Linked DNA regions of Homo sapiens: region 1 is linked to region 2. A link is an interaction called in ENCODE POLR2A ChIA-PET data of the cell type or tissue named here. Cell type or tissue: OCI-LY7. All regions are shown on one strand. Links, peaks and the distances in the headings refer to the core of each region. The heading gives the core; the rest is flanking DNA.

Region 1 (14,460 bases), core at 6,048-8,547, 500 kb after region 2:
TGCTTTGAAACCTCTATTTCCAGGATAACGGTTGGCTGGACACTCTGAAGGGACCTCCTACTAAAGATCTAAATGGTGTATGTGTGTGAGTGTGTGTGTGTGTGTGTGTGTGTGTGTGTGTGTGTGTGTGTGTGTGTGCTGCATTGCTGGGCCCACAGAACATACAAAAAATCTCCAAGGGACAAAGTAAAGCAACCCCAAAGCCCTGAGCTGAACTGTGAATACCGACATGAAAAAAATGAAGGTGGTGGACTATGAGGACACGCTGGTGGGGCTGGGAGAGGAGGCCTGCTGGAGGGGACGGCAAGCGGGAGGACTAAACACAACATTCTTGGGAGCGAGGGCTCCTGTAAGGAGACTTAATGCAGCCTCAGGCCTGTGGTAAAATAAAATGCAAATCCTTTTCAGAGCAAAGCATTCTCAAAAGAGGCTAACAGGTTTTCCACTAATTTAGAACAAATAATTGTTTAGCCAAAGATTCAACACACAAGAAAATAATCTACCATAAACCAAAGCCACCCATCAAGACTTCAGACATTGAAATCAGCAAATAGGGAATTTACAATAACTATGAATAAAACATAAAGACAGAGTCACAAAAATAAGCAAGTAACAGTAAGCATCAAAAATAAGTAGACAATTTTCTAAAATAACCAAATAGATCTTTTAATAATAAAAATCAGGATTGCTGGGGGCTGGAGGGCCCCTCAATGGATAAACAGAGATTCAGATGAAAGGAGGTTTAATGAACTCAAAGACAGAGCAGAAGATATTACCCAGTACACGGCACAGATACAAGGAGATAGAGCATAGCTCAGATATATTAGAGTTCTAAAGGAAAGAATGAGAACTCCTAACGATGCCTTGTCTTAGTTGCTGTAACAAAGTACTACAGACTGGGTGACTTGTTAACAACAGATATTTATTTCTCACAGTTCTGGAGGCTGGAAGTTTGAGATGAGGGTACCATCATGGTTGGGTTCTGGTGAGGGCCTCTCCACATTACACGCTACTGACTTCTCCTTCAGTGCTCCCATGGCACAAAGAGGAAAGAGCTCTCTGGTGTCTCTTGAATAAATTCCATTCATGAGGGCTGCACCCTTGTGACCTAATAACCACCCAAAGACCCCACCTCCTAATGTCATCATATTGGGAGTTATGATTTCAACATGTAACTTTTGGGAAGAAAAACATTCAGTCTATAACATGCATCTAATTGGAACTCTAAAGGAATAAAAAAAAAAAAATGGCCGGGCATGGTGGCTCACGCCTGCAATCCCAGCACTTTGGGAGGCTGAAGGGGGTGGATCACTCGAGGTCAGGAGTTCAAAGTCAGACTGGCCAACATGGCGAAATCCTGTCTCTACTAAAAATACAAAATTAGCTGGGCATGGTGGAGCACGCCTGTAATCCCAGCTACTTGGAAGGCTGAGGCAGGAGAATCACTTGAGCCCAGGAGGCGGAGGTTGCAGTGAGTCAAGATCACACCACTGCACTCCAGCCTGGGCAACAAGAGTGAAACTCCGTCTCAAAAAAATAAAAGAACAGAAAAAATGAAGGAGAGGAATATGAAAAGAAAATAGCTAAGAATTTCACAGAATAAGAAAACACATGTACATCAAGCAGGATACATTAAAAAAAAAATTCCTCCTAGATATATTATGAGAAACTAAAGAATATCAAAATTGAAGAGTTTAAAGGAAGTTACAGAGAAAGACATATTTCCTACCATGGAACACCATTTAGCTGATAGAAATCTCTTAACAGGAAAAATGGAACCAAAACTGCAGAATGCTATCTTCCAAGTGCTGAGAGAATCATCAGTTACAAGTGTGTACCGACTGAAGCCACTATGTTTACCACCAGCTGCTCTACACACACTAGAGGACTTTTCAAAGAACGTACTTCAGGAATGGTCTGAGACGAAAACAAATGAGGAGCAGAGAAACTTGCAAATATATTCATAAATTTAAATGCCATCTAAACAAATGAAGATAATAATGTCTACCTCAAGCAATTAAAAAAAGACAGGACTAAGCGACTAGACAAGTTCTTTGTATTTTTTGGAAGAGGGGATATTAATATTATACTTTATTAGGTATTGTCAGAGTAAATGTGTCCCCCCAAAATTCAAATGTTGACATCCTAACCCTCAATGTGATCGTATTAGGAGGCAGGCCTTTGGGAGGTGATTAGATCCTAGGGTGGAGCCCTCATGAACAGGATTAGTGTCCTTATAAGTGTTCTCAATCTATCTCTCTGCCATGTGAGGATATTAACCAGAAGACAGCAGTCCGCAAACCAGGAATCAGGTCCTCCACAGACACTGGATCTGCTGGCACCCTGATCTTGGAATTCACAGTCTCTAGAACTGTGTATTGTTTAAGCCACTGGGTCCATGATACTCTGTTACAGCAGCCTTGGCTAAGACAGGTATGAGGGTAAGAATTTTAAGATAACCTTGAAAAGAATGGAAATGGTACATCATTTGAAAGGTAGTGGGGAAAGTAAGAAAGTGTGGAACAGGAAAAAAACCAAGAACTTAAGAAGTAAAAGCAGGTAAGATTAAAAAAAGAAAGACTATAAAAAGAAGGGGAAAAAAAAAACAAAGAAAAAAAATCGAAACACATCAGTGACCAGAATAAAGGCAAACAGTCACTACTGCCAGTTAAAAGACAGATTCTAGGCCAAGCGTGGTGGCTCACGCCTGTAATCCCAACACTTTGGGAGGCCAAGGCAGATGGGTCACCTGAGGTCAGGAGTTTGAGACCTGCCTGGCCAACATGGTGAAACCCCGTCTCTACTAAAAATACAAAAATTAGGCCAGGCGCGGTGGCTAACGCCTGCAATCCCAGCACTTTGGGAGGCCGAGGTGGGTGGATCACCAGGTTAGTTCGAGACCAGCCTGACCAATGTGGTAAAACCCCGTCTCTACTAAAAATACAAAAACTAGCCGAGCCTGGTAGTGTGCACCTGTAATCCCAGCTACTCAGGAGGCTGAGACAGGAGAATCGCTTGAACCCGGGAGGTGGAGGTTGCAGGAGCCGAGATCACGCCATTGCACTCCAGCCTGGGCAACAGAGTGAGACTCCGTCTCAAAATAAATAAATAAATAAAAATTTAAAAAATGAGCCAGGTGTGGTGCCGGGAACCTGTAATCCCAGCTACTCGGGAGTCTCGGGCAGGAGAATTGCTTGAACCCGGGAGGCAGAGGTTGCAGTGAGCTGAGATCGCGCCATTGCACTCCACCCTGGGTGACAGAGCAAGACTCTGTCTCAAAAAAAAAAAAAGACAACTTATATATATTTTCAAAAGAGCCAAAATTTAGCTACATACTATTTATGAGATAACACTTAAACATGAGTATACACAAAGAGTGAAAGGAATGAGATGGAAAAATACATACCAGTGAAATTCCATCCCCAAAACAGCTCAAGTAGCTATATTACTGTCAGAAAAATAAGACTTTATGACAAAAGTCTCACTAAGGATTTGGGGACCACTATAAGAAAATCAGTGATCCAATTTACTCAGAAGATGTAATCATTTAAACTTGTATAAGCCTAATAAAGTAACCTCAGTCGATACAAAAGCAGAACATAGAAACCAAAAATGGATAGAATTCCAAGTATTAAAGGGCAAACTGGCCACTGCAGCAGGAAATTAAAAATACTGCACTCATAAATTGATATTTAGGACATGCAGGCAAACTAGTGCATTTATAAAGCTAATAAAGTGTGTAAGATTTGAAAAACAAAATCAAGAAGGCTGATTATTTTATATATAATTCCAGTCCCAACAATGACGGATTATACATTTTTCTGAAGCATACAATGGAAGAATTATAAAAACTGACCATAATTAACACATTTCAAAGAAGTATCATCAAATAAACCATACTGACAGAACACAAAAGCATTTATAATGGAAGTCACTCAATGGGAATTGAAAATACTTGGTGCTGAATGCTTACCACATTACCACGTGTCAAAACTACGGGCATGCAAACAAAAACAGTACTTAGGAATATATAAGCCTTGAGGCCGCGTGCGGCGGCTCAGGCCTGTAATTCCAGCACTTTGGGATGCTAAGGCAGGCATATCAACTGAGGTCAGGAGTTCAAGACCAGCCTGGCCAACATGGCAAAACACCACCTCTACCAAAAATACAAAAATTAGCTGGGCATGGGGGCACGTGCCTGTAATCCCAGCTACTCAGGAGGCTGAGACATGAGAAATCGCTTGAACCTGGGAGGCGGAGGTTGCAGTGAGCCGAGTTCGCACCACTGCACTCCAGGTTGGGCGGCACAGTGAGACCCTGACTCAAAAAAAAAAAAAAAAAAAAAAGAAATACATGAGCCTTGAATGCTTATACACAAAAGGCTGTAACTTAAAGAACTAAAGCATCCAACTGACAAGGTCAGGAAAAGAACACAAAAACTTTCTTGACGTTCCATTGTCAATGTCTTAGGAAAAAGAGAAATGAGCAATACCAAAGGCCAGGTGGTAAGAGGCTTCAGTCCAGAGGATAACCTGGGTGGGGCATATTTCGTCTGAAAACAAAGGTTCCTTTGAGAATCAGACCAGTTATTGTCCATAAAAGGGAGTCAGGCACACGGAATATGAAAATCAGTTTTTGTAAACCCCGGAAGTCCCTAACCAAAAAAATAAAACTAAATGCTTTTATAATCACAGCACAGAAATAGCATGTCTAGCCAAAAGTTCAAGATATTCTTAAAAAGCCAGACTAGCTGGATCACAGGGCAAATAAAAGATCTGAGTCCAAATTAACAGAAAAAGGGAGAAAGAATCTCTTCAGAATAAAGTAACGACCACATGTGAAAATAGTTCTTTTTTTAAACCTTTATTACTACTAAAATTAAAATAACCATCTTAGCAGAAAAAAATACCATTAACACCAGTCAGTAAACTTCATGTTTCCAAATATAAAATAATTTCAAATCCAGACATTTATATTTTAAGACACCCAGACCCAATATAATTAATCAGCTGACAGAGCCACTTTGAAGCCATACATAAAGAATAACTTGGAGACCTGTACTTCACACCCAGTTCACTTGAGAGATTTATTCCTCCTGGTTACTAACAGCCCTGATCATATTTCTGTGGTTATGATGCTTTGATTCTGTAATCCCAATTCACAATGGAGTGCTGCCCCCAGTCTACCCCACCCCACCAAATCTGCTTAACTCACACATCTTATTAACACAAGGGTGAGAGCTAAAATAACAATCGGATTATACCAACCTTGGATTATTTTCTCCTTGTTAAATCTTGTTTCTCCACTAAAATAGAAAGAGAAGGACAACCTTATTAGCCAAATTATACTGTTTTTGAGAGGAGGAAAAAAATGAGCAATCAAGTGTGGTGATACTCTAAAAATATCATGTGAAACTTGTAACACACTTCATAATCCAACCTGTAAAAACAATTTATTCTAAACTAATATTTGCAATTGTCTTCTTTAATGAAGAGCTAAGAATTTCAAACTACTCCAAACTAAAACGTGTAGATCAGGAACCAATCTTAAGTGAATTGCAGGTGGAAAATCCTACTAAAAAATATAATGCAAATAACATTTCAGCCAAATAATTTTGTTAAAAGAAATATATTGATCAAAACTACTCTTACTGGCAGCAGGAACAAAAACGTGAGAGTCAGTCTATTCATTGCTGGACTGAATGAGCAAGTGAAAGAGAATCTGAATGGAATGGGAGAGACGTGCACAAACCTTCAGAACCCCCTGCCTTCTCTTAGTTCCTAGGTCTTCAGCAGTTATTTTTTGTAGTACTGACAGCTATCTCGCAGACCAACTAACTGCACACTGAACTGAGGTTTGAGTACTACACTTTTAAAAACTAAAATACCAAAACAAATCAAAGCAATCTGAACCAACCGGAAGGGTAAAAGAACTGGAAACTTTGTCAGAAAATAACTGGGGTTACTGAGGCTGGAGGGGGAAAAGGGCGGGAAGTGCATGGGCAAGACTGGACAGACAGCAGGATAGGTTAACAATAATGCAACTTTCAAATACATGAAAAGTAGAATCAAAGAGAATTCAGCTGAAATTTCTTTGAGCACTAATTAAATGTTTGCTGACCCAACCTACCACTAGAATTGCTGGGCCATAAGGTATGCAAATACCAGCTTTATTAGGTAATGCCAGTGTCATAGCAGGTTACACCACCCTGTAGTGTGGTGTACCACCCTCAACAAGATTCAGTGATGGAAGGTTTCTTCAATTTGTACCAATCTGGTACCTGAACAATTCATCTCACTTTAATTTTAATTTGCATTTCCTTGATTTCGATGGAAAATGATCGCTCCATTGTTTTTAAGTGAAGCACTAGTTTATAATAATTAAAATGTCACATAGGACTGATTTACTCAGATCTAGAAAAAAAAATCTACCAGACCTGGAAGTCAGAATCACAAACTCAGGCCTCATCCTGGAATCTTGCCGCTTGTTTACAAAAACAGCTGTATGCCAACCTCTGCCAAGATACAGATTGCTGGATTTGGCCAATATGAATGTTCTTTAAGACCCAACACAAGACTGGTTCTTTTAGGTAGTCTCCCTCCCCAGTACCATTCCCCATCTACCTACTCTATTTAATACCCACACTCTATACTCCCATGGTCCCCTGGCACTACCAACATAAGTTTTCATCTGTGTGCTAATTGACTTTTTAGCTCTGTGTCTATCCTGGCTCCAGTTCCTTAAAGGCACAAGCAGGGATTGCATACCCTCAACATGCCCAGGGCCTGGAGAAAATGCTGGGAAATGACAGAACTTCAGTGAATGTGCTTTTACCTAGGGAGGGTCATCTGGAAATACCTATCAAAATGACAAATCTGTTTACCCTTTTATCCAATAACCCAATTACTGGGAATAACTGAATTCACTCATATTTAAAAGATTATTTGTGGCCAGACGTGGTGGCTCATGCCCGTAATTCCAGCACATTGGGAGTCCGAGGTGGGTAGATCACGATGTCAGGAGTTCAAGCCCAGCATGGCCAAGATGATGAAACCCCATCTCTACTAAAAATACAAAATTTAGCCATGCGTGGTGGCGGGCGTCTGTAATCCCAGCTACTCGGGAGACTGAGGCACAAGAATTGTTTAAACCCGGGAGGCAGAGGTTGCAGTGAGCTGCAATCACACCACTGCACTCCAGTATGGGTGAGAGAGCAAGACCCTGTCTCACAAAAAAAAAAAAAAAAAAAAAAAAAAGATCATTAGCTACAGTATTATTTCTAATAGCAACAGATTATAAACAACCCAAATGTCCATAACTCATTCCTTAACTATGGCCAGAATAACCATTATTTATATTAACAAATAAACAGTGACATATCTACCTAATGGAATCCTATGTAAATGTGTCCTTTAAAGAGAGAGATTATATGTAAAGATATGGAATGCTCACCAAGATATATGATTAAGTAGAAAAAGCAGGGTATAGAGTAATATAAAAAGAAAGCTACCCTTTTAGAAAGGAGGGAAATAAACATCTGGATCTGCACAAAGAAACAATGGAAGGATAAACATGAAACTAATAAATGTGGCCACCTATTGGTTGGGGGAAGAATAGGAAGACTACGGAGAATTGTTTTGATTTCTAAATATGTAGATGTATTAGCTTAAAAAATAAACGTATGATAAAGAAATAAAATTACACAGAACTGGCCAGGCACGGTGGCTCACGCCTGTAATCCCAGCACTTTGGGAGGCCGAGGTGGGCAGATCACGAGGTCAGGAGTTCGGGACCAGCCTGGCCAACAAGGTGAAACTCCGTCTCTGATAAAAATACAAAAATCAGCCAGGCATGGTGGTGAGTGCCTGTAGTCCCAGCTACTCGGGAGGCTGAGGCAGAAGAATCGCTTGAACCTGGGAGGTGGAGGTTGCAGTGAGCCAAGATCATGCCACTGCACTTCAGCCTGGGCAACAGAGCAAGACTCTGTCTCCAAAAAAAAAAAAAAATACATGGAACTATTTATACCTTGGTAAAAAACCAACAGCACTGATTTGCCATTATCATTGTTGTTAATATTAATAAAAGATTACCTAGGCCACATGCAGTGGCTCATGCCTGTAATCCCAGCACTTTGGGAGGCCAAGGAGGGCAGATCACCTGAGGTCAGGAGTCCGAGACCATCCTGGCCAACATGGTAGAATCCTGTGTCTACTAAAAATACAAAAATTAGCCAGGCGTGGTGGCAGGCACCTGTAATCCCAGCTATTCGGGAGGCTGAGGCAGGAGAATGACTTGAACCCAGGAGGTGGAGGTTGCAGTGAGCCAAGATCATGCCATTGCACTCCAGCCTGGGCGACAAAAGCAAGACCTCATCTCAAAAAAAAAGATTTCCTACACTCCAAAATTCATTCAGAATCTTATAAAATGGGCATGAAAGAGGATATTAGCCTCTACCATTCAGATGGATAAAGCAGAAGCATTCAGGGCAAACATGGGGAACCTGTCATTTTTAATCTAGAAAATAGTTACCATGTATTGGATTCACTTCCTGTCTCAGCCTCAAAATCTTGCTGAGACCAAGAATAAAATATCTGTTATTTCAATATAAGTAACATCCTCGGCTGGGCGCGGTGGCTCATGCCTGTAATCCCAGCACTTTGGGAGGCCGAAGCAGGCGGATCATGAGGTCAGGAGTTTGAGACCAGCCTGGCCAATATGGTGAAACCCCGTCTCTACCAAAAATACAAAAATTAGCTGGGCGTGGTGGTGTGTGCCTGTAGTCCCAGCGACTCGGGAGGCTGAGGCAGAAGAATCGCTTGAACCCAGGAGGCGGAGGCTGCAGTGAGCCGAGATTGCGCCCTCAAAAACAAAACAAAACAAGTAACATCCTCGCTAGACAGTGGCTTGTAGCCCTTAATTTAAACCTGGCCTAAAACTGCCTCCATGCCTAGGGAGCTGTCACCTAACTTAATATGCACACAAACTACAACATAATTTGAGAGTATATTCCTGTAATAAAAACCAAGTCTCAGCCAACCATGCATGGCAGCTGAGCTTTCAGCCAATTATGGGCTGCAAACTGCTCAGACATGTCCTAATAAGGCAAAGCAGAGCTGTATCCAATCAGGCTATCTCTATATGTCACATCCTTTCTTTCTTTTTTTTTTTTTTTTTCTGAGATGGGGTCTCACTCTGCAGCCCAGGCTGGAGTGCAGTGGTGTGATCTCGGCTCACTGCAATCTCCAACTCCAGGATTCAAGCGATTCTCCTGCTTCAGCCTCTCAAATAGCTGGGATTACAGGCAAGCGCCACCACGCTCAGCTAATTTTTGTATGTTTAGTAGAGACATGGTTTCACCATGTTGGCCAGGCTGGTCTCTAACTCCTGACCTAAGGTGATCCTCCTGCCTCGGCCTCCCAAAGTGCTGGGATTATAGGTGCGAGCTACTGCGCCTGGCCATGTCACTTCCTTTCTCTGTCTATAAATACTGCCTGCCTATGTCACTGGGTGAGCACTCTGAAGCTTTACTGGTTCAGGTGCTGCCTGATTTATGATTCATTTCTTTGCTCAAATAAACTAAGTCTAATTTGTCTAAAGTTTTTCTTTTTATAGGTTGCTAACACAATTTCCAGCCAAAGCCAAAGAAGCACCCTCATTTTGAAATGAGGGGTGAGAAGAAATTTAATAATTTGCCAACCAAGAAATCATGCAAGAGCCACCAAAAAAACTCAGAATTTACAAATCACAGAAATTTGGCAGAGATGATTACTTTTTGTATACTTGCTGAAGAGTAACTCAGCATTTTTATTTAATCAAAGTAGATAATGAAAGATTCAAATTAAAATAAAGGTTTACACTGTCAAAATGTCATTTTATAAAAAATGGAATCCCAGAAATTTGATAGTTTCATAAAAGTACTGCCCCACCATCTAACGATTTTCAGTGAAAGCAGCATAACCACTGTGATATAATGAAGGACTCATTTAGCCATATATCAACAGAGGCTGCTGTAGACTCAATAGTATTATTAACAATCACAGCATTCAGTTTAGTTCTATTTGGCATTTTTGCGTTCAAATCACTTTATAAATATTAAAGAGTAGGAATCCAAAAATAGATTTTTTTCCAAAAGCTTTCATAAATATTTAGTTGTACAGCTTTTATCAGCTTTATTAAGAGGTTTATATAAATCCTTGAAGTAACTGTTTAATTAGTACGTTTGGGGAATGGGAAAGGAAACTTGATGGCTAAAACAGTTTTACTATTAATCTATTTCCCTTAACCAAGTCTGACTTGTGATAGCAGCAGAGAAGGTGAACGGAGCTGAAAGGTCAGAGGGATATATTTTGAAGGAGTCAGGAATAACACCACTCATTTTCAAAATCTGCAGTGTGGTCCATTTCCAAAACAGAAACCTGACTCTGCAGGAATCCGAGTGCTTCTGCCAAGATGTTAAGTCTTAGGATCAGCCATTTATAGGCCCTACAAATATACATCATTCATTTTGTAGGTTATCTCACAGTTCTTAAAAGACATTATATCTTGTTAGCCTGGATTTATACGCTGCAGCATTTCTTCAAAAATCATACAGAAACCTCAATTTCCCTTAATTCCATTTAAGGAATTCAAATTCAACACACAATACTCAGCGTGCTACAAAGGAGGAACAAATCATGGGAAAGCTGTTCTTTAGTGTAAATGAAAATGTAAACCCTCACCTGATATCACGAATACAGCTTAGTCCTAATTCCTTTACACTAATACATTCATTTGCAAATATAGAAGATTTCAAGAGCTAGTAACACAAGACTTTTGGTGGTCTTTCTTTTTTTTTTTTTTTTTTGAGACGAGTTTTACTCTTGTTGCCCAGGCTGGAGTGCAACGGCGCAATCTGGGCTCACTGCAACCTCTACCTCCCGGGTTCAAGAGATTCTCCTGCCTCAGCCTCCCGAGTAGCTGGGATTACAGGCGAGTGCCACTACGCCCAGCTAATTTTTTGTATTTTTAGTAGAGACGGGGTTTCACCATGTTGACCAGGCTGGTCTTGAACTCCCGGCCTCAGGTGATCCACCCGCCTCGGCCTCCCAAAGTGCTGGGATTGCAGGACTTTCGGCTGTCTTTGATCTTTATAAAGTATCTGTACAAGGTATCTTTATACTTTTATAGAGCATTAAAATTTTATAAAAGTATTAGCTTTATAAAAATACTAAATTACAGATGAGCTAATAGTATTTTGCTTGCTTTATTAATATACAGAACAATTATTAGCATTACACAAAAAGTAACTGCCAATAAAAGTACAGTAAGAAAAATCAGTTTTGCTATCAGTAACTTTACTAATTCGGCCAGGTGGGGTGGCTCACGCCTGTAATCCCAACACTTTGGGAGGCCGAGGCAGGCGGATCACCAGAGGTCGGGAGTTCGAGACCAGCCTGACCAAAATGGAGAAACCCCATCTCTACTAAAAGTACAAAAGTAGCCAGGCATGGTGGCACATGCCTGTAATCCCAGCTACTCCGGAGGCTGAAGCAGGAGAATCGCTTGAACCCGGGAGGCGGAGGTTGTGGCGAGCGGAGATCATGCCATTGCACTCCAACCTGGGTGACAAGAGTGAAACTCCGTTTCGTCAAAAAAAAAAAAAAGCAAAAACAAAAAAACTTTACTAATTCATTTTTAAATCATTAAAAGTATATTAAATTTAGTTTGCCAAAAAATTTTAAAGCTTTACGAGCTGCCTAAAAATGGAAGTGAACTTTTCTGAGGATCCGACAAGATGGCCGAGGTAGAGCAGAAGAAGCGGACCTTCCGCAAACTCACCTACCGCGGCACAGACTTGGACCAGCTGCGGGACGGGACGTGTCCTGCGAGCAGCTGACGCAGCTGTACAGTGCGTGCCAGCGGCCGCAAGTGAACCCGGGCCTGCGGCGGAAACAGAACTCGCTGCTGAAGCGCCTGCGCAAGGCCAAGAAGGAGGCACCGCCCATGGAGAAGCCGGAAGTGGTGAAGACGCACCTGCGGGACATGATCATCCTGCCCAAGATGGTGGGCAGCATGGTGGGCGTCTACAACGGCAAGACCTTCAACCAGGTGGAGATCAAGCCGGAGATGATCAGTCACTACCTGGGCGAGTTCTCCATCACCTATAAGCTGGTGAAGCACTGCCGGCCCGGCATCGGGGCCACCCACTCCTCCCGCTTCATCCCCCTCAAGTAGTGGCTCAGCTAATAAAGGCACACATATTTCCAAAAAAAAAAAAAAAAAGGAAGTTAAATGGATGGTTTTGCCGGGGACTCACTGCAAACACCTACAACATTCCAAGGAACCAGACCCTTCAGTAGTGCTGGATAGGTGATGGTAATGCCAACCTACACGTGTTGGAGTTTTCAACAATGCTGTGCCATAAGCTCATGAGAAGTTATAGTCTGACAATGATGATAGACTTGAATTCTGGAATCTTGGGCAGTCTGTTCCAGAAATGATACACACTGGTACTTTCATTTCAAAGTATGAAGAAAGATAAACCACATACAGGAACAGCACAAGATTCCTAACAGGTTCTGTTGAACTTAAATTGCTTTAAAGATTTTTTTGCATTATCTGAAGAGGTAAGTCCAATAAAATTATCTAACTCTTCAAAAAGTCATTACATTTAACTATGGTGATAATGAGTCAAATTTAAAAATCACTTCTTTTCCTGAAAGAATCACCAGGTTTTGGTTTTGAGAACTCTGAAGGCAAGAAGCAGGAGGATCCAGACCGGAAAGCATTGAACCAGCCCTCTCACTCCATCTTCCTACACATAAAACAGAACAAAATAAACTATTGTCATAACTCCACACAATTATATTAAGAGACTAAAAAGTAGCCTCAAAAATGGCTGGTGATGTTCAAGTAATCTACAAATACCGGGTTTTAACAAATTAAGTAGGAAACAAAAGACGGTGAGTGGTAAAGTTGCTTTGGTTAAACTCCTACTTCCTCAACTTGCCATGTGACTTTAAGCAAGTTACAAGGCGTCTCTGTCTCAGCTGCCTCATGTGAAAAATGAGGATATCAGTCCTTAACTCACTAAACTGTCAGATTTTAATTACAACAGTGCCTGGCAAATAATCATTTATTAAGACTTATTTTTTAAATGATTCCTATGAGGGCCTCCGGAATCAAACCCTTTTTAAGCAGCAGAAAGGGAATAAAATCCATATTTATATGACTATTGTCTATTAGGAATCTAAATAGGAATCATCTTACTTTTTAGGGGTTGCCTTACCCCAAATATTCTACAACTTCTGAGTTTTCTTTTTTTTCTTTTTGAGACAGGGTCCCACTGTGTCGCTTAGGCTGGGGTGCAGTGGCCCAATCACAGCTCACTACAGCCCTCACTTCCCAGGCTCACATGATCCAAGTGATCTTCCTGCCTCAGCCTCCCTATTAGCTAGGTTCACAGGCATGCACCACCACAGCCAGCTTTTTTTTTTTTTTTTTGTAGAGAGGAGGTTTCACCATGTTGCCCAGGCTGGTCTTGAACTCCTGTGCTCAAGGGATCCACCCACTTCCGCCCCCCAACGTGCTAGGATTACAGGGGTGAACCACCTTGATGGTCTGAGTTTCAATTATAAATATGACACTGGGCTGGCTGGGTCAGGCGTCTAGAAAGTGCACTAACATTGGAAGAAAGGGTGATCAGGCCTCTAGTTCCTGTTCTGCTACCGATTAGCTGTGTGACCTTTAGTAAGTTAAGAATTCTCCCAAGGCATTCTATACAACCGAGAGGGGTGGGAGAAGAGATAGTGAGGAACTAGATTTCTAAGGTAGCCATTAAAATCCTGCTAATCCTAAACAGACAATTTTAGAGGATTCTTAAGATTATCTTTCTTATAAAGGAAGGACAGGCCAGAAAAGATAGCTGTTAAAGTCAATTGACAAAGTTAAATCATATTAATGTCCTTTGTGAGCTCCATGAATGCAGAAATGGTATGTTATTTATCTGTATGATCCAGTCTACTGGCACACATTACCTACTCAAAATGCTGGTGTGCTGAACTATACGTTCGTATTTGGGAATCAACTGCACTTTTATTGGAGCTTTCTTTATAGAAGTTATTTCTCAGATATATTTCTTTCCCTGTTGCATCATACACTTTACCTGTCCCCCATTTAATTCTCGCATTAAAGTAGTGAGATACGCACTATCATTTGCATATCAGGAAACTTAAGTCCAGGCTACCTGGCTCTTAGCTGGAGAACAGACTCCAACCGAGGTCTACCTTGCCTGAAAAATCTGTGCTCTTAGCAGGGCGCGGTGGCTCATGCCTGTAATCCCAACACTTTGCGAGGCCGAGGTAGTCGGATCACTTAAGGTCAGGAGTTCCAGACCTGCCTGACCAACATGGCGAAACCCTGTCTCTACTAAAAATACAAAAATTAGCCGGGCGTGGTGGCGCATGCCTGTAATCCCAGCTA
Region 2 (15,971 bases), core at 6,253-8,752:
GACGTATTTTCAACTAGGTTGTTGACCCCCCTGAGGTGAGGGTTTGGTGGCACATGTATCTCTAGAAAGGACTCTTACAGTCTAAAAATGTACAGCAACACAAGGTAACCTCTGCTGAGTGCAAAAGGAGTGGTCCAGTCCACATAAAGACTTCATGAAGAGCTGGATATGAGCTAGGTGGTCTTTGAAGGAGATTTAGGATTTCGAGTCATGAGGAGAGAGGGAGGGTTGAGAGAGGCAGGACCCTCTCTGGGTCTAGAAAGATGGATATTCCATAGGGATTTGTTCTGGAGACAGGTGAGTGACTAGGAATTGAATTCTGATGTGGTGATTTAGGGCATGAAGCACATAACAAGGACAAAACAGTGTCTCAATGCAGGCCTGCAAATGTTCATTCTATGAGGTGAAGAATGAACAGAGGGGCCAGAGGTACAAGCCAATGTCCTCTGCAGCCACCCTCAAAAGAGTATCAAAAAGCGTATTGTCTCAGGAGTATCAGGCCACCGCCCCATAACCTCAGATGTGACCAGGCCTGAAGGATCTCCTTCTACCTGTGCGTCCCTGCACCTCTCACTTTATCTTACCCAGTGGGCGCACTGCCGCTGGGGTGGGGTCACAGAGGAGGCCTTGAATCAATGCTGGGTTGTAGGTTGAACAAACTTCACAAGACTAGAAAATAAGTAATAGAGAGGTACTTGTTTTTTTCACATTGCCAGAGTCTCACATTTCCCTCTCTGTCTGAGTTTTCCCAAGCCCACAAGGGATGGTCGTGGGCTGACTGATGACACCCAGGCTCTCGGGGTCTGAAGAAAAGCAAAAGAAAGGCCCCTGTTCTCTGGTCCCAACCACAAACATGAGGGCACTAAATAATTCCACAACTACACCATCTTCAGAATCAGAGCACTAGGAAGGAGAGAGCTATTACTCATTTTGACCAGGAAGCCTTGTTTTATTTAGCAATGAGTATTTGCTAAGCGTATCTTCTACTCAATAGAACACCCTCACCATGTTTCTGTGAGACCAGAGTGATCCCCATTTTATACTGGAGGAACACAAGGTGTATGAGAAATGTGCCCAAGATCTCAATACTAGTGACTCGGAGAGCCAGGGTTTGAGCCCAGATCAGTCTGATACTGAGACCTGTGCTCTCTCTGTATATAGTATGCAAGAACTATCATTTCTTCAAAGTCTGAGCTGAATGGAAGCTCTCATAAGAGATTATTTTCAGAAGCTCCGTGTCTTAGCCAAGGGAGTAAGTGAATTAACACACTGGACTCCAAAATCCAGCTCTGTTATAAAGTAGTCATAGTAGCCACGTGGCCTTGGGCCAATCAAGTCATCACTCAGGACCCCAATTCTTTTTGGCATTTACAAAAGGAGAAAGCGGAGCTGGAGGATGGATCCGACCCCTTCCAGCTCCCATGGCTGGGAGGTTTTCCATCTCTCCCATAGAGAGGCTAGCCCAGACTGAACCAGAACGTTTTTTTCCTGACTAACGGTTTCTAGGAAAGAGGCTCATGCTGGCTGGCTCTCAGGCTCAACCCTGGTCCAATCCACTGTCAGCAGGACGGGGTCAAGCAGGTACTAACTTGGCTGGCTGCTTGTGGGTGATAACGAGTTATTGTGAAGGACTCTTGGGCCCTCTGATAGCTGCCTGACAATGCCCAACCAGAACAGTAAAGATCCACCAAGCCAGCCGCTCCGGGCCACATGCAACTTCAAGGACCACTTTGTGCATCTGCACCAAGGCTCCCTCTGTTTTGAGAAAGGAGAGCTCGTCGGTCCCATATTCCTCCGCAGTCCTTGCAAATCCTCTCACCTGGCAGGAAAGCCACTTAGGGTTGTTGTATAAGAGGAGGAGGCACAGCGGAGACCAGCTTTGTTGGCAGAGAGCTTACCTTTCCTGAAAGTCAGCGCTGAAAGATCAAAAGTCACTGAGGACCCTGCTGACTCCCCCACACCAACTCACAAAACCAACAACCCGTGGTGGGCAGGGCCTGAGAGAGGAAAGTGAACGATATCCTGCAAAAGTCTGCTAGGGGGTGGCTTCGTCTCAGTTGCAAGGCTGCTGAATAGGTAGGTAGGTAAAGGCCATGGGGAGAATCAGCATTTGGAACTCTTCCCTGGGTGCAGCGCCCCTGCCCGCATTGCCTGCAAGGCAAACCCCGCCTTCTCCCGCAGCCTCCCACTCCGCCCAAGCAGCCCAGGGACAGAGGCTGCAGGATTCTGACACAGGAAGTCTACAGTCACTGGGAGCCTCTCCAAGATACAGCCTGTGTGAAGGAAAAGGTCTGGACAAGGAGAGGAACAGTAAAGAGAAACAAAAGTCCTCGGTTTGAATGAGGAGAGATTTTGAGCCCGCAGCGGGTTGCGGGGTGGAGGATGGCGGAAGGGGCAGATGCCGTTACCGGGTTCTGTTTCTCTTTCGCTGGCCACCTTGTTAAGCTCCCATTGGCCAGGTGTCCGGAGTGGGACTCACCACTGCAGGGGGCTCCAGCCCCACACAGCCGCCTCCCAGGAAGGACTCAGGTGGGCTTTCAGGTTATCCGCGGTGGGATGCAGGGGTGAAGGAAGCTTTGGTGGTGGATGTGAGAATTTGGGATGGGGGTGTGGAACTTTACTGGCTCCTGCCATGCAGCGTGCACAGTGCTTTCTGCAGGATGGCATCGAAGGGGCTGGAGCTGGGGGGCAGCACGTCTCTGTCCTCAGACCACGGTGGAGGATGTGGACTGTCCAGGCTCCAAGCTGTCCATCCCTCAGTGCCATGACCTAACCGTTAAGTGGGATGGAGCATGGGAGGGGAACGCAACTGCACCTTTCAGAGAGAGGCCCTCTGAGCAGGAAGAGTGGCTGCAGTAGAAAAGATGTGGCTGAGAAGGGGAAGAAAGAGCCTCGCGAGCATCAGCACTAGGAGAGGCAATTGATTTCATCCTGTGAGTCTCAGGGGAGTGGAGGCTGCCCCTTCCAAAAGAACTGGCAGGACTGGCCATGAGCCAAGTAGGGAACAGCTGCTGCTGACTGAGGGAGAAGCTGTGCAGCCTCGGGCAATTCAGTCAACCTCTCTCGGCCAAGGACAATATAATAATGCCTGCTTTACTGACCTTAGTGAATTGTTACGATGTTCAATGGTGAAAGAGAGTTGTAAAATGTGAAGTGCAATTAAATGTATAGGTGCGATATTATCAGCAGAACTTCTTGGGCTGGAGGTACCCAACTATGGCTGCACACAAGAACCTCTAGAGACTTTTTTTTTTTTAAATCCTGAACTTGGAAACCACCCTAGATCAGTTATTCAAATTAGGGCAGGCAGTGAGCAGAAGGACAGGAAGTGGTACTTTTTTCAAAAGAATCTGGTGATGCTGATATCCTATGAAGGTTGAGACCTGCTACCTAAGACTTCCCCAAAATCCATGAAGGTGATCACTCAGAGCACATGTTTTTTAAAAAGGCATATTCTCAGGCTTCTCCCAGATCTTCTGAATCAAAATTTCAAGGGGTCCTGGCAACCTCTATATTTAGCGAGCAATAAGAGCAATGTGGACACGTTATGCCAGTGAAAAGTTTGTCGATTAGCTCCTTTTCTACTGGATAATCATATCCAGCAATGCTTCTGGACAGCACAGGCAAATCAGCTCAAGGAGGGGAAGCACCCTCCTCAGACGGTAAGTACAGACATGCTTTGGGGGGATGGGGTTACAGTAGACAGCCAAATCCCATCCTATTCCTGCTCCACCGGGGTGAAACTCCAATTATAAAATGACACATTTCCCAGCCAACGTGCCTGGGAACCTTAAGATAAAAAGGAAACGATGATGAGTTATCTATAACTAACAGCATCAATTATGAGTGCTTTATTGTGTCAATAGATTGTTCAGGCTTTCTTGCTTCACACACTGCGGACTCTGTTCCATTCATAAAATTATACAAACACTTGCATATCCATGCACATGCACTCACAAACACAGAGACCCCAAGCTCGTCAAACACACAAATGGGAGGACGAAGAGGATGACAGGAGCCGGTGAACTCTTATCAGGCAACTGCATTACTCCGTTCTAGCATTATTTGCAGGATTCCATGCTACATTAGCGATGTTCCCAGGTAACAGGACCCCAGGGATTCTTCATTTTAGCTCTTTCATCCCACAGGGGCAACACTAGTTTAGCAGATAAGAGCACGACTCTGGAGCCAGACTGCCCAGGCTGAAATCCTACCACCCCACTTACTGGCTGTGTGTGACTCTGGGCAAGCTACTTCTGTGAAATGGAGATAATAACGGGGCAACTGGGACGATTAAATGCGCTGGTACACATAAGCCCTTAGAGACATGCCTGGCAAACAAGATGCTATGTGAGTGTCCGCTGCTATCAGTGATTGTTGTTTCTGTTGTTGTTTTACTATAGGTGAGAAAGGTGATACCTAGAAAATTAATTGCTCACTTTGTTTACATCTCTTGACTCTTTTAGGAGTATAGCCAAGGAAGGAGTCATAAATGTGAACAAATATCTACACTACAAGTGTTCGTTGTAGCACCGTTCATTAGAAGCAACCTGAACGTCCAATAGGAAGTGGGTTACCAAAAGAATGCTGCATCTCCATGACGGCTATGTAGTAATTGCATGAGAAAACTAGAGACATAATATGAAGCTTTTCAGATGAAATGCTGAATGATCTCTATAGATATACAGATACAGACATAGACAAAGTTAGTCTGGGGGAGAAATACAACCAAGTTCCAACACTGAGTGTCTCTATAGAGATACAGATACAGACATAGACAAAGTTAGTCTGGGGGAGAAATACAACCGAGTTCCAACACTGAGTGTCTCTATAGAGATACAGATACAGACATAGACAAAGTTAGTCTGGGGGAGAAATACAACCGAGTTCCAACACTGAGTGTCTCTGGTGGGGGGGTTATGGGATTTTTATTTTCTCCCTTATACTTTTCTAAATTGGGGTAATTTTCGATGATGAGCAGATATTCCTTTTAGAGTCTGAAAATAAAGCGTTCAATTGAAGCAACTTACTCAAGGTCAAACAGCACATTAGGAGCCCACACAGGCTTCCTATCCCTGTCCAGGGACTGTGAGGCTTCGTGAGGCTGCACTAAGAGTAGGAAGGAAAGCTGAGAGGGATGAGAATGATGAACACACACCGAAAAGCAGCAGGACCTTGGTGGAGCTGTGCAGGGCTAAGCCCCAGCTCGGAAGCTTCCCAGGGCAGAGCTGTGAGGGCAGAGCTAGACACTTTTCCATCCCAGAGCCACTTTGCGGCACAGTGAGGTGACCTAGGCACTACAATCGAATGCCTGCCCTTGGGGCTGCTCACTGCTGTCTCCCAGAAATGGAAGAAGCCAGCTTCTACTTTGTCTAAGGATACCAGAGAGTAACACCAACCTTTCTTTCCTTTGTCCTTTCTACAGACTTCTTCCTCTAGTGTGGAATCTGAGACCCAGGGAATACTGGTTCGCATCCCTGCTGGGCTGCACTCCCCTGCTTCTCCTTAATATAGAAATGTCTTTTCTTGCCCAGCATTTTCCCCATCATAATGCCAAGGTGCTTGAAACGGCCAAAACCAAGGAATGTTTATTTTGCAACACCGAAATAAAGAAGGATCTGGAATCACTTAATAACTAGGATAGGCTTCATCTAAGAAAAATAGAAAGGAAGGAGGGAAGGAGGAGGGAAGGGCGAGAGAAAGGAAGGAAGGAGGGAAGGAAGGAAGGAGGAAGGAAGGAAGGAAGGAAGGAGGGAAGGAAGGAAGGAAGGAGGGAAGGAAGGAAAGAAGGAGGGAAGGAAAGAACGAGGGAGAGAGGGAGGGAGGAAAAGAAGGAAAGAAGGAGGAAGGAGGGAAGAGAGAGGGGACGATGGAGGGGAGGAGGGAGGAAAAGACGTAGGGAAGGAAGCAAAGAGAGGGAGGAGGGAGGAGAGGAGGAAAGGAAGGAGGGAGGAAGGAATAGAGGCAGAAAGGAAGAAGAAGGAAGACGTTTATCATTGCTTGACAGTAGATAAAAACTATTGTCTCTCTTTCAAAACTTTGCTACAACCTACTCAGTATATTTTTAAATGTAAGTTCTGATCTTTGTAAAATAATAGACTGGAGTATATGAGCTCTGAAATTCAGTGATTCTACATAAAGTTGAAAACCTAGTAACTCCAACTCTCTTTTTCAAAGATCACTCCAGTGGCAAAAGCCAAGCAATAAAGTCTGTCAAGTTTTCAGGCAGCCAGCTGCACATCTGATTAATACACTTGGGTATCCGCAGAATTTTCAAGCAGAAACCCAGTCGTTGAATCCAATGACCTCACTTTACAGTGAAGACTCTGGTGGGAGAACAATACTAATGGCTACCATTTGCTGAGGGCCAGGCAGGTGACATGTGTAGGGTCACACAGCAGGTTAGTGACAGACCCAGAATTGGATGCAATCCTCACCCACCCCACAGTCCACTTCTTCTGACTTTTAGTGGCTTTAATACCAGAAACTTTTCCTCATGGCTCAAGATGTACAGAAAAGGAATCGGTACAAAGGCAACAACAGGACAAGAGCAATTCCCTCCTTTCTGCTTTTGCCTCTGAGCACAGAAGGGACACCATGGAAGAAGGAATTTCAGCCTGGACCAGTTGGTGAGGAGCAGACAGCAAACCTCAGGCCTTGCTAGATGAGCAGAGGAGGGTCAGAGGTAAGAGCCCTCAGCAGCACCAAAACAAAACAAAACAAAACAAACAAACAAAAAACACCTAGAAGAAAACAGCTTTCCAGGAGACTGAAATCCAAGCACCAGAGGAACCAGGTCCAACTGTGGTGTGTCAGCACCAAAAATGCCTTGGGAGAAAGGACAAATGTCACACTTGAAAACAGTGTTTAGGAAGATGGAAAAGAATACTGAGAAAACCTGGTTACATACAACTCACTGCTGGTATTTGCATCTTTCTCAGATTGTGAGTAAGATTTCATAAATAGGATAGTGAGTAAAGGTTATCATCAATGTTTTCATCAAAAGGTTTTAGTTAGAAAAGTGATCGTAAAAAAATCCATGTTACAATTTTTGATTTGGTTAACAACGTGCATAGGAATTGGCTGTTACAGTGTAAGGCAAAAGCCATGCAGACGACCTCATTTGCCTGGCAGAGTGCATCAGAGCTGTGGACATTTCCTAGCAAGGTAGCTCTAAACCTAACAAATAAGACCAACTCTTACTGTTATTTTCTCAAAGACTTCTATTTAAGAAGACTTATAAGGACTATAGGGAAGAGGATGTGTTTTATCACATTACTCAGTGCCTTATCAAAACCACTTCCGTTTCTGAACAACTCAAGAGGGGTGTGAAGAACTTTAAGAAGGTTGATAAGAAGCCACAGAATGGTCCAACTGAAAAAACCTTTCATGGCTGAGGGTCCATGCACTCAAATCCATTGCAACAAGCTTCAGATCTCTTCGAGTTTTCCAAAATGTATTTGTTGGATGAGTTTTGGGGGTATGTGAGCAGACATTACTATAAAAGGGGGATGGAGATTCTGTGGTAAAAATTTTTAAAAATGTAAGAAGTTGAAAAACACTGGTTTAAAGAAGTGAAATAGTTTTACTGCTGCAGGACTTCTCAGAGCCTTTAATTTCATGTTCAGATGCATTGTGCATCTCCAAGAGGCAGCATTTCTGAAACATAGTGCCTGGGGATTCTTTCTCCATGGAAAGTTGCGTAGGACTGATGTTCTGCAGATCACATTTGAGGAACTCTGGCATGAGTTATTCTAGGTAACATGGTCACTTGAGTATCCATTTCAGCAGAAGACAAAACAGGAGGAAGGAAGTTTAAAGTGCAGCAGGAGATGTGTAACTGAGAAATGAGGAAAACATCCTGACAAAGGGTGCTCAAACACAAGTAGCTTGAAGGAGTCTATATTATGGATTCTCTTTCTCTGGGCATTTTTCAGAATAAGCCTGGAATAATCTAGACATTTTTCTAATACACAGCAAGGCAATTAATTCCATGACTTTTAGAATTCTCTTCCTGCTCAATTATTTCATGTCATCTGTCCTTATTCTCTATTGATATATTAAGTGAGTTCAGCTGACTGGCTTGCAAATTAAAGACATCCCTGAAATGTTGAAGGTAAAGCCAATACATCCTCTGTAAGTTGAGTCTGTTTTCCACAGATTGGTATTATAATTGCAAAGAAAAGTGTTGACCTTACGCATCGGGGAGGAAGCATCCTACCTACACCCTTGTGCATTTCTTCCCGTTCATTCTCCCGCTTACGGCAGCCCACAGGTCAGCCAAGTGAATAGCTGAGTCATGAGATGCTTCCACACTCAGTCATTCAACCTCTCTGTGGATTCCCAAGTTTTCTGGAAGTTCTCGCTGATCTCGGGGATTCTCAATGGGTAAGTCACTTCATTGCTCATGTTCTTTCTTTAGGAATTTAACAAAATCCCTGGATATTCTCTGCTGCTGGCTTTTTTAGCAAGGAAACAGTTTCACTCTAAGAAGGTAGTAAGCCCCTTTACATGAGTCGCCTCTGTTATGACCAAGTATTTGATGATTTAATACCTGAATCATGGTCACTATTTGATCAGGAAGTCCAAATCTACAAAACAAGAGAAACTATTACATAGATGGACATATTTCCCAAAAGACTGATTTATGAGAGCTTTGAGTGGTTTTAACTGTATCTAACGTTTGGACAAGAGACCTTGCTTATGCCTCACTACTCTGTCAAAGTGGGCAAATAAGAAACAGACCATGAAATAATAACTTTTGCTGAATGCTCGCCACATACCAGGCCTGTTAGCATTACCTGCTCTAATTCCACCCATTCACTGGCCACCATGAGGGATGTCTATTAATGGCCCAGTTTTACAGAGGAGAAAACCAAGGCTCAGTGAGGTTCTGAACTCTCCCCGGGTCACACAGGCAGACACCAGTGGGGAACAGCACTGGGAGCTGACTTCCTCAGGGTGGACAGATATCACCTTCTGCCTACATTGTTCACAGATAGACCAAGAGGCTCAGAACCATGTTCTCATGTCTCCTGTCCTGCCTCACCTGACACAGCTACAGGTGTGGGAAAGGCAGTGCTGCCCACCTGCAAATGCATCACTTACAGTCTGCATGCAGTAAGAAAAAGAGAGATTATGATAGATTTTCTTGGAATTCCCCATTTTATTTTATTATTTATTTATTTATTTGAGATGGAGTCTCGCTCTGTCGCCCAGGCAGGAGTGCAGTGGCGCAGTCTCAGCTCACTGCAACCTCCACCTCCCTGGTGCAAGCAATTCACATGCCTCTACCTCCAGGGTAGCCGAGATTACAGAAATCTGCCACCACACCTGGCTAATTTTTGTATTTTTAGTAGAGATGGAGTTTCACCATATTGGCCAGGCTCATCTCGAACTCCTGACCTCAAGTGATTCGCCCGCCTCGGCCTCTCAAAGTGCTGGGATTACAGGCATGAGCCACTGCACCCAGCCGGAATTCCCGTTTTTGAACATACATTTTGAAAAATATCTCCTAGTTCCTAAAATGAAAAAAAAAAAAAGCTTTTTTTCCTTTCAAGTCTGATCAGCAATCCTCATCATTTCCATCATTTCCAATGCCATAGCATTCCTCTTCCTTCCGCTGGAAGAAGGAATTATGATTGCATGAAGTACACTATAAGCTAGTTTAAATTCATTTTTCTACTGACTACATGCTCTCTTTTAACTATATTGTGTAGTTTTTTAAATGTGAAAGGGCTCACTTCTATTAAAAAGCACCTCTGAGAGGAAAATAATTATATTATACATACACAAAACAACAACAACTTTTTGGAAACTCATCTGTTGGAACAAGTGAGGCCTACAAGCATTCAAATGTAAGGCTCATGATGGATTTTATTTAATCCCAACCTGACTGAACATTTCCTGCCCTCCTGGAAAGGGTACATATAAAGCTTAAAAAAAGGAAAACGTTTCTTATCTCCTTCCCAAGGAAATAATGTTGGGCATGGTTCCAAATCTACGGCCATTTAGCTTTCGGCCAATAAGCTTCAAAGACAGAAGATTCCACCTGAGAGCTGAAACCAACTGGGAATAACCCAGGAGAGGCAAGATCGAATCCGGGCACGGCCATGGGCCTCATGACATCGCAGAAGCAACCAGACAGATGCACAGCCCGTGGCTGGGTGGCCAGTCATTATCAGGAAAGCCACACAATGCCACTCATGAATCCCCACTCTGACGCCCACTCAGTCCTAGCCAGCGGGAGTGGAGTAGTGCTCCACAGTCTGACATCACAGAAACAGGAGGCGGTTCTCTAATTGGATACATCTCTGAACGCAGAAGTTTGCCTGATTTCTAATTTTTACCATTTTGGTTGGGAGTTCTGAATTACATCACACATTCCCCTGCCTGCTTAACTGGACACAGAACATGGCATGCTCTTGTTACTCTCCAGTGCCTTCTTCTCTGTGCAGCCTCACAGTCCTGTCTCTCATGGGTAGCTGGAACCGGCTCCTCCCAGCAAGCAGCCTTCATTTCTGCTCTCATTTCTTTTTTGTCCAGCAAACACACATACTCACATCTCCATCTGACCTGCTACTTCTAAGTCAGATAGTTGATTCTGAGCCACTTAGATGAAATCACACAGGAAGGCTCTGAGTATGGCCGCAAGCACCAGTGTCCCCAGGGGTTACCAGGTGACATAAGCCAGGTATCATTTTCCCTAAACATGATACCCTTTCCATCTTTCCTTTTCTAAGCTTTGGTAGAAATGTACATAGAGAGAAATATCTCCCACCTATGAAAAAACATGGCTAGGGGCACAATTAAAACTGACAGACGGGCCGGGCGCGGTGGCTCACACCTGTAATCCCAACACTTTGGGAGGCCAAGGTGGGCGGATCACTTGAGGTCAGGAGTTTGAGATCAGCCTGGCCAACATGGTGAAACCCCCTCTCTCCTAAAAATGCAAAAAATTAGTCAGGCCTGGTGGTGAGCACTAATTCCAGCTATTCAGGAGACTAAGGCAGGAGAATCGCTTGAACCTGGGAGGCAGAGGTTGCGGTGAGCCGAGACCATGCCACTGCACTCCAGCCTGGGAAACAAGAGCGAAACTCCATCTAAAAAAAAAGAAAAATGACAGACGGCCCAGCCTCAGCAGCAGGGACTAAGAAGCGATGGGCACTGGGCAAAGAGAACCCACGTCCTTCTGCAGGGGGCCGCTGTCCCTCAGCTTTTGCTGATGGTGGGTGGAAAGCAAACATGCAGGATCAACAAGCCCAGACCTTTGCTTTTAAGAGAAACCAAAACTTCAGATGTGTGTGTGTGAAATATTCCAGTATTTCTTAATGTTGTGTCCCATGTGGCTCACAAGCCACAAGTGACAGTTGAGGACCTCTTATAAGGTAATCTGCCCAGTTTTAGGGAAGGTGCTCTGTGATTGCAATTTGGAATTGCTGGAGGCATGTAAAACCATAAACCAGGAGATTGCAGATGCAGAAAAAAGAAAAACAAAACACACACACACACACACACACACACACACACACACACACACATCCAAGTGAGTAGAGGGTCTGGTTGGGGAGGGTGTGCCTGGGCACCTGCGTGTGCACACGTATGCTCTCCTGGGTGAACGCGATCCTTCCCCTGAAGCACAGAAAGCAGTCTTCTGCAGGGAACACAGCTATTTTCCCCACCATACCGGACCTCTTTTCTCTTTCCACCAATGCCAAATTGCCTTAAAGCAGCTGGGGAGTGCCTGGCTGATTTATGGCTCAACCACCAGGCCTTCTGGACACGTTCTTCCTCCTCACCCTGGTCCTGTGATTTGTAAAAGATCTCTGTAACTGACAGTCACTTCTCTTTCTCTATCGGGGCAACAAAGTGCAGGGAAGAGTCTAGAAACTGGTTTCTGCCTCCCAAGGCATCAGAAGTCAGCGTTCCTGGGTAAGATGCTGGCCTTCTGCATCCCTTCTTTCCGCTATAAAATTCAGAAGACTCAGATAACCCCTTGACTTCCTGATTTCCAATCTATGACAGTTTCCTTCTGTCCAGTCACTAAATTTAACAGAAAAAATAAAGCCTTAAGAGGTTAAAGAATCCCTTAATCAGTGAGATTAGAAGCCCAGAGCCTGTACATGAGCCTCTCTTTGTCCAGTGCTAAATACCTTTGGTCTGCACTAGCCCTCAGTCATTAGTCCTCCCTTAAAAATCCAGAAGCTGGTCATCTGGTTCTGGGCTTCTCTAGCTAGGCTCACTGCCTCTGTGCCCTGGAAACTCAGGGGAGGGAAAGATAAAAGTTAAAATCACTTAATTCCATTTTCTATGGGCAGCTCTGCTAAGGAGTTTGGTTGGGTAGAAAATGAAGAGTTATTTTTAAGAGTGTGTGTGTGTGTGTGTGTGTGTGTGTGTGTGTGTGTGTGTGTGTTTAGGTAATCCTTACAGTTCCATTTCCCATGGGAAAATATGCTGGAGTTGGAGTTAGAAAATTTGGGTCCCAGGCACAACTCTGCCCCTAATTTCCTGTGTGATCTTCGGCAAATTATTTCACTTCTCTGCATCAGTCTCCTTCTTCCTAAAGAGGCATTCACTGCCCCCTCCATCTGTGACCCTCTGCAATGCTCCAGGGCCTGAGGGAAGGGTTAAGTGAGAATTCTCATTCTAGTTTGGCTGGAAACAAACTTTGTTAAAATATATACATATTACCAGTATATCCATCCTATTCTTCCAAGATATATTCAGATTATATTTCTGTATATTAAATCACACCGTAAGGGCAATTATTTAAAGAAATTCTGCTGTGAATCCTCTGGGCAAAGAGCCTTCTGGTAAAAATAGCTAGCTATCCTGAGTCTATTTTTTATGTCATATTTCATTTAAATGTTTATTTCAGAGAACAAAACTGCAGTTGGCAGGGACCCTGCCTTTCTCTGACGTGCAGGTAGTTTCGGCCCCACTCTCGGATGGGTGTTTGGTGTCTCTAAGGGTCTCTCTGCTGATTGGCAGTGGGAAGAGCCATGCTTTGCTAAGAGTTTATTTCCTGCTAAACTCTTTCACTGGCTGCCTCTTCTGAATCTCACAGCAACTGTGTAAGGCAAGTGATGTTAGCTTCCTTATTTTGCAGATGACGAAACTGAAGCTCGGTGAGGTTAAATGAGGTACAGCTAATAAACAGTGATTCAGACCAATTCTCCAACTCCCATGGCAGGCAAGCCAGCAAGCTCAGAATCCTCAACCATGAGGGCAGCCACGTCACCTTGCCCTGGGATAGGACCTTTGTTAAGAAGCCGTAGTGGCTGTGGCAGTGAGCTGAGGGTGAAGACAGCAATCTGGCCCGTGCCAAGACCCCTAACAAGAGATGTCATAAATGCTCTTTAGGTGGAGTGAAGGCCAGGGGAGACCCACAAGGGCAGGGGAGCTGGCTTCTTCCAACTACGAGGCCTCCTGTCTCCTCCACCTCAAAGAAGGACAGGAAAGCAGAAACACAGCCACGGGAGATTAAGGGGTACCCCCACCTGCAAAGGGGGCCGTGAAGGTGACTGGGGAAAAGAATGCATGCTGACGGTGAGGACCAGGACAGTGGAAGTTTGAAAGCCACTGGAACAGGGTAGGAAAACTCTGGGCCAGGGGCTGGCTTGTGGGTTCTGTCCCTTCTGCTAACTATAAGACCCTGCATTCTTCCCAAGGAAGAAGGCAGGAGCAGGTGTGTGAGGAAAACTCGAATGCAGTGTCAACCACTGAGAATGTTAAAATGGGAGAGGGAGATCAGTGGCAGTACTGAGAAAGGGATCCATAGAAAGATGTTCCACGTATATATGCTACACACATATAGAATATATAGCACCATATGTGTTTGTGTATATACGTGGGTATATGTATAAGCATGCATGTATGTGCCTGTGCATACGTGTGTATATGTTTGTGTGTGCATATACGTGTGTATACATGTGCATATGTATATTCATGTTTCTGTATATATACGTGTGTGTATATGTGGTTTTGTGTGTGCATATGTGTATATATGTGTATGTGTGTGTTTTTGTGTATGTATGTATGTGTATGTATGTATATATATTTATGTGTGTATATACGTATGTGTGTATATGCATATGTGTGTGTGTGTGTGTGTGTGTGTGCACTTTCAGGGACCCATAGGGAACAAAAGCACAGGACACCTGCTGCTGCTCCATCAGAGACAAGCTGGCATGTAAACAGAAGTCTATAAACACATTTAGGAGCTATGGCTTCATTCTTCTTGCCCAATAACAGTTAGACCCTCACTGCATTCCATTCTGTTCCATCTCCCCTGAAGAGGATGAAACACACATTACTGTGTGCCTTTAAAGACATCACAACCCCTCTGAGCTTCAGTTTTCTTATCTGCCAAAGAAAAAAACAAAGCCTAGCCTACCTACTTCATTTCACTGCTGCAGGATGATAATAACAGCTGACATTGTACATTTAAACACTGTACATACATTAATTCATTTAATCCTCAAAACAACCCTATCAGATTGGTACTATTATTATCCTCCATTTGACAGAGAAAGAAACTGAGGCCACAGAACTGTTTCATAACTTGCCCCATGTTACCCAGCAAAGGAGGGATTTGAGCCGCGACGATCAGGCTCCAGCAACTATGCTCTTAAACCCTTTGTTAAATCGCACGATGTCTGAAAGCACTGAACGTGTTTGACAATGTTCTGTAAATGAATAGCACCATTCTTATTCTTGCTAGGACTATTCCCAGTGGGAAGGATGCAACGCAAGGTCAGGATTCCCTAGGTGAGGATAAATCCTGCAACCTCAGATCTGCAGCCCCACTAGCCAGGTGCCACGCTTCCAGTGGCAAGTCCTCCCCGCCCCTCCCAGCTGCAGGACTGTCTTCCTATGTTCTTTTTCAAAGCAGTGTCTCTGCTGCCAAGAGCAGGTTTGTCTGTCTCCTGGAGACAGCGGTTGTCAAGCCCTGAGAGAACAGCAAGCATGTCAAAAATAGCAGCGCCAGCAGACTGCGTGGCTGCAATTTCCTTTTGAAATGTCGCCTTTGCTCTCACCAAAGAGCCAGGGTCTGTCTGCGCTCCTTGCAGCCTGCAGCAGAAGCTGCTTAAGATTCCAAAATGTTTTCCAGGAGGAGGTAAAGTGTATCTGCTGAGGCTCGTGACCGAGGAGTGAGGAATTCTCTTTAGAGTAACAATGATGAGGTTGGAGTTGGATTAAAAAAAAAATTGTAATAAATCCCATCAGGACTAGTCCCCAAACAGGTCAAGTGATAGCCAAGGTTAGACCAGTGCGAATGATACTTCCTGTAGGGTAGGAACCTTTCCTCTTTTGTTCTGAAAATGAGGGAGTCCCTCTCCTATTGTTAATGTGCACCTTCAAACACAGCAGCTGCTTTGATAACCCTTCAAAGGCAGTGGCTGATAGATTTCCACTCCCCCTTTAGGGTACCAGGTGAAGCCAGGGGATGAGGACCAAGAAGACCAAGAGGCAGGGTGAACTATTTTCTCAAGTTCAGAACAAAGGGACATGAAAAACATGACCATTCCCAACCCCACAGAGACTCACTCAAGGCCAGCACAGGAAAGTGGTTCATCAGGAGACCTGGCAAGATGAGAGGCTAAAAGCCCATCTGTCTTTCTTCCCCGCGGCCTATGTCTGGGAAGATCCCTCTCCCTGCCAACTGCCAAGCTCCAGACCCTGTTCTGCCATGAGCTATCTGTGCAACCCAAGGCAAAATATGAAGCGGGATGGAGAGAGGAACTCCTACCACCTAGTAAATGGAATTCTTTTCCTCCCCTAAGTGACTGTGACAAGGTAGGATTGGAGGACACTTTCCTCCCCACTTCCTTCCCATGGCAATAACACACAGTCAAAACCCATGTGAGCCAGGATGGCAGCTCCAGCCAGATTGTCCTGGAAGGACCACGCTCTCTGGGAATCTATCTTGGAATGTATGTTGAGTTGCAGGCAGATAGAAATGCTGCTGC

What was found. Peaks named below come from ENCODE experiments on the same cell type or tissue, not always from the same donor. Only the 100,000 strongest peaks of a DNase experiment are listed, where the experiment ranks them.
Region 1: POLR2A ChIA-PET joins it to region 2 with 5 read pairs; 2 of 35 experiments call an interaction of 5 or more read pairs at or near these places.

The regions. Positions count from the first base shown.
Region 1 is chr12:4,322,125-4,336,584 of GRCh38, reverse strand. It overlaps TIGAR (TP53 induced glycolysis regulatory phosphatase), which reads right to left. Exons shown (of 6, transcript NM_020375.3): 2 at 5,268-5,305. It also overlaps the pseudogene RPS15P7. Among named protein-coding and RNA genes, the nearest start is that of TIGAR, 8.1 kb to the right of the region's middle. In OCI-LY7, for the core only: a CTCF peak has its summit at 7,527; no DNase peak of the experiment used is centred there.
Region 2 is chr12:4,816,988-4,832,958 of GRCh38, reverse strand. It overlaps KCNA6-AS1 (KCNA6 antisense RNA 1), which reads left to right and starts at 2,188. Exons shown (of 3, transcript NR_199077.1): 1 at 2,188-2,529. It also overlaps a transcript of KCNA6 not described here. RefSeq lists enhancers at 2,209-2,710, 3,140-3,299, 3,360-3,549, 8,047-9,246 and a silencer at 7,250-7,450. In OCI-LY7, for the core only: no CTCF peak of the experiment used is centred there; a DNase peak (open chromatin) is centred at 7,298; H3K4me3 peaks cover 1,214 bases; H3K27ac peaks cover 1,563 bases.